Linked DNA regions of Homo sapiens: region 2 is linked to region 1. A link is an interaction called in ENCODE POLR2A ChIA-PET data of the cell type or tissue named here. Cell type or tissue: PC-3. All regions are shown on one strand.

Region 1 (2,500 bases):
AAAAATGACTTGGCTGGGCGCGGTGGCTTGCGCCTGTAATCCCAGCACTTTGGGGAGCTGAGGTGGGTGCATCACAAGGTCAGGAGTTCAAAACCAGCCTGACCAATACAGTGAAACCCCATCTCTACTAAAAATACAAAAATTAGCCAGGCATGTTGGTTGGTGCCTATAATCCCAGCTACTTGGGAGGGTGAAGCAGGAGAATCACTTGAACCCGGGAGGTTGCAGTAAGCCAAGATTGCGCCACTGCACTCCAGCCTAGGTGACAGAGTGAGAGTCCATCTCAAAAAAAAAAAAAAAAAAAATCAGTTAAAATGACTTAAAGTCAGATGTTAACACTTCAACCCAATTGCAAATAGTTTCCTATAGAGGTGAACCAATTGGCAGCAAGTAACCAAGCAATCTGATGGGCAACACAAGATGTATATGGTTCTGAAGTTCTTAGACATTTTGACATATTAAAGAAACAACTTGCAAAGAATGGAAAGAAACCCCACTACACTCCAAAAAGGGGACGAAAAATAGGGTGACCAGCCTTCAAAATATTTTTAGCTCACGTTTTGTATACTACTAGTGTTGAAAGTGGGGAAAGGGCCGGGTGCGGTGGCTCACGCCTGTAATCCCAGCACTTCCAGAGGCCGAGGGAAGTGGACCACTTAAGGTCAGGAGTTAGACCAGCCTGACTAACATGGTGAAACCCTGTCTCTACTAAAAATACAAAACTTAGCTGGGTGTGGTGGCAGTCGCCTGTAATCCCAGCTACTCAGGAAGGCTGAGGCAGGAGAATTGCTTGGACCCGGGAGGTGGAGGTTGCAATGAGCTGACATGACACCACTGCACTCCAGCCTGGAAGACAGAGTAAGACTGCGTCTCAGGAAAAAAAAAAAAAAAAAAAAGGAAAAAGGTTGATTTTAAGCAAAAACTGATGACCACAGGAAGGACTATGAAAAATAGAAGTGATTTTTCCATATAGAAACAATTTCAGGTCTTAAACACAGAAACGTGAAAGAGAAATATTACAAATGAGTCAATTCAATTATTCAGTTTGTTCATCTGATGACATATGCAGGAAATTTTAAAGTCATAGGATAGCCTCTCTTTGTCATGGAACTTGGCCAAACCCTGCTCTGCCTACCACTCTATGCATGCTGAAGGAATGCAAATTAATTTTATCTTAAGTTAAAAAAAAAAAAAAGCTGCCAAGCACGGTGGCTCACGCCTGTAATCCCAGCACTTTGGGAAGCCGAGGCGGGTGGATCACGAGGTCAGGAGTTCAAGACCAGCCTGACCAACATGGTGAAACCCCTGACTACTAAAAATACAAAAATTAGCCAGGCGTGGTGGCACGCGCCTGTAATCCCAGCTACTCAGGAGGCTAAGGCAGGAGAATCACTTCAACCCGGGAGGCAGAGGTTGCAGTGAGCCAAGATCATGCCATTGCACTCCAGCCTGGGTGACAGAGAGAGACTCCACCTCAAAAAAAAAAAAAAAAAAAAAAAAGCTAAGTGTCTGCAGTCCCCAAAATGATTAAGTGCATTAAAAACCAAACTGTTGTAGTTATCATCTATCTATAAAATGGTTCTCTTTAGTATACTAATAAACGAAGACTGCATTTCCACCGTGCAGGGGAAAAAAAACTCCTGCAGATCTATGAATTCTGACATGTTTTCTGTTTCTTATTTTTGTTAAAAGGAGCCTTTGTAATACTAGGTGTATATCATCCTATACAAAAATAAGCATTACCTAAATAAAAGTAGCATATTATTTTTTTCCTAGTGCTATATATTTATCCCAGTGGAAACTGAAATAAAAAGGTGAGCTCCAAACTGAAATCATTCTGAAAAGCTAAATTTGGACCACAGACATTGTTATTCCAAAGTCAAGAGAAATCAAAAATAAACCAAAAAAAAGTCTGGTTGTCAGTGATACATAAGTGTACCTTGAGCATTAAGTAGCACTTCCTCCTTTCCAAAACAATTCATGTACAAAGAATGACTTCTTTTACTTACATTTAGTCTTCTGGGTGGAGGTGGTTCAGAAGGATTGCAGAGTACATTTGAACAGGGGGGACATTTGGTTTCATCTATCATCATGAAGGTGTCATAGACACCATCCCCCAACCTAGTTAAAAGGATTACAGACAAAATCTGTCAGGAACTGAAGAATATAGAATCCTATGTCTTAACTGCTTCATATCTGCTACAAGGAACAGTAATAGAAATAAATGTCTACACTACATTTTGGCACTGAATACAAACAACTGGGGTATTTGGAAGAGGTACAGAGGAAATCCAACTTTTGTTTTTCAAGGACAGCATTTCTAGGTTTGTATTTTAAAACAGTTGAAACAAGTCCTTCTGAATGTTGTTAAACACAATAAGGACTATCAGAAGGATCTCATAATAACTTACTACTTGAAAATAAAGGCTAGTTTGAAACTGAAGCTCACAGAGAAAAAAACAGACCAGAAAAAACTAACAGAGGTAATAGTTTCTCAAGT
Region 2 (2,500 bases), 78 kb before region 1:
CAACATCCTAATTTTTTAAACAGAACTGCTTCCACCTTACTTAAGTAGCTTTTAAAGTATATTCATAAAGACAAGAAGCAAACACACCTAAAAGTTAATTAGTGGTTAATTATAAGTGGTAGTAATATGGATGACATTTTCTTCTTTTGCATATTTTTTAAATTTTCAAAAACAAAAAAGTACTGAACAGAATATATAGCATAATCCCATTTCTATAGTTTTGTTGTTATTGTTTTGTTTTTTAGGGAAGAGGGGAGAGGATATATGAAATTGTAGATGTTTAAGTTTTTTTCTGGAGGAATTTACCTCCCCTGCAAAAAAAAGGTAGCAGTGTTGACTACTGGGGAATAGGTACTAGAGAGAGGCGTGTATTTTTTTTTCTTTCTGTTTTATATCTCTATGTATTGTTTGAACCTTTACCATCTGAATGAAATTTTTTAAAAAAAATTAAGTAAAAGGGTTTGGGTTCTGAGGTGCAGTATGATTCAGGTCTTATATTTGAACCCCTGGCCTGAGACAGTGACAGAGATGTGCCCCAAATGTAGGCCAACCTTCCTGCTAGAGGCAGGAGAGCACAGATGAGAAATTTCACACTGGCCACAGGAGGAAGAGAGGCCTTGCATAACTCTAGGTCAGAGGCCACACTTGACCAGGCCTGGCATCTTCCCAGAGGATGTAACCCTAAGAATTGATAAGGAGCGAGCAGAGGCCCCAAAGCCCCAAACCACTGCTGCAAGCCACTTCTGACTTATATGGACATGAACACTGCACACAGCAGTGATGTCAACCACACAGGAGTCTTGGGTAGGAAACTGAAAGATGGGGACAGAGATATTTCTTCTGTTTCTTCCAGCAAATGGCACTGAAAGAGAAAGAGGAATTTTCATTTCAACCGCATCAATTATGTACCAGGTGCACTTTATATATAGCAAATATTGCTATATTTAAGCTTCCTAGCAGCCCTACAGAACAGGATCCATTGCTGACTCCATCGTACAGGTGCGGCAACCAAGGCCCAAGGAAGTATTAATAATTTGCCCAAGGCCACATGGCTAGTAGGTAATAAAGCCAGGACTCAGACCCAATTCAGATCTAACCTTTTATTCACAGCAAAGGAGGCTTTGACAAATAAACCCTGAGCTGGTAATATTAGTTTACCGCTGGCCTCTCTCGTCCCCTCCTAAGTGACTCGTCTTTGCTCTGTTCACAGGCCTGCCCTATTCGCATCAGGCCTGGGGCCAGAGCCCAGTAGAGAAGAGTCACAATAAACACTTACCAATTAAATGGGCAGACTGTACACCAGAACAAGATACAAGGCATCTTTCCCTAGGAGACCAGGCAGACAGTGGTAGGAAGGAAACACCCTAAATGTTCCAAGTTGGCTTTAAGCTAAAATCCAAGTGGCAAGAAGAGAAAGATCATGTTCTTAGTAGTATCTAGGTATCTAGTATCTACTTTAAAAAATCCACAGAGATGGACAAACTAGCAAGAGAAAGTAAGACGGAAGGAGGTCAGGAACACTGCGCCTCTGGCCTAAGCAGCCCCCATGCATACGACCCTGTGCGGCTGCCAAAGCAAATCTAAAATTTTACTTTGAAGCGACAAAAGCAATCTCACCTTCATCACCCCAGCTGAGCAGAATGAGACTCACAGCAACGTATACCTGAGTCCACAGATCTCACAGGGGGTGGAGGAGAGTTGACAGAGAATGTGGAGGAAGAGAAGGATCCTACAAATCAAGAGGGCGGCCCACACACACACATCCCCCACCCAGTACACAATTCCACACGCCTAAGACTGGAGACAACTGGGTGAGGAGAGAAGGAAAAAGAACCGGAAGATAGATGATTGTTATGGTGACACACAGCAGACTACATGGCCAGGGAGAAGACAGGAACCACTCTTTCCTACACAGTGAGAGAAATGGCCCAGACACAAGAGTGAGTTCAAGCCACCAACACAAACACAAGGTCACTGTGAGAGAGAAGTCGAGGTCATGCCTTCTGCTACGAGCAGGGCACCTGATAAATAAATTCTCACTCTACATTACCTCTCACACAGCTGAAGATACAAGGAAGGGAACTATTACCCTGAACTTACTTCTGGCCAGGAAGAAAAACCTAGTAAATTATGTTTAAAAAAAAAAAAAATACTTCAGCTAGCAAAAACAATAATAACAAGAACACCACATTGGGAGGAAGTAAGCTTGTCAATTCAGAGTTCAAAGGAGGGAAATTAAAAAAAAAAAAACTGAGACAAAAACAGTTGTTTAGCCTAGACTTCAAAAAAACCAATATTCAGGTCAGGCGCAGTGGATCACACTGAAATCCCAGCACTTTGGGAGGCTGAGGCAGGAGGATGGCTTGATGACTAAGAGGATACAAAAAGGAGAAGGAGGAGTTCAAGACCAGCCTGGGCAACACAGGGAGACCCCGTCTCTATGAATAATTTAAAAAATTAGCAGGGCATGGTGGCACTAGCCTGTGGCCCCAGCTACTCA

What was found. Peaks named below come from ENCODE experiments on the same cell type or tissue, not always from the same donor. Only the 100,000 strongest peaks of a DNase experiment are listed, where the experiment ranks them.
Region 2: POLR2A ChIA-PET joins it to region 1 with 10 read pairs; 11 of 35 experiments call an interaction of 5 or more read pairs at or near these places.

Annotation. Positions count from the first base shown.
Region 1 is chr1:206,637,271-206,639,770 of GRCh38, reverse strand. DYRK3 (dual specificity tyrosine phosphorylation regulated kinase 3) reads right to left here. Exons shown (of 3, transcript NM_003582.4): 2 at 2,010-2,121. Among named protein-coding and RNA genes, the nearest start is that of DYRK3-AS1, 2.9 kb to the right of the region's middle. In PC-3, no CTCF peak of the experiment used is centred here; a DNase peak (open chromatin) is centred at 1,100; H3K4me3 peaks cover 23 bases.
Region 2 is chr1:206,715,751-206,718,250 of GRCh38, reverse strand. The region is part of intron 1 of MAPKAPK2 (MAPK activated protein kinase 2); the gene reads right to left. Among named protein-coding and RNA genes, the nearest start is that of MAPKAPK2, 32 kb to the right of the region's middle. In PC-3, no CTCF peak of the experiment used is centred here; a DNase peak (open chromatin) is centred at 1,160; H3K27ac peaks cover 1,764 bases.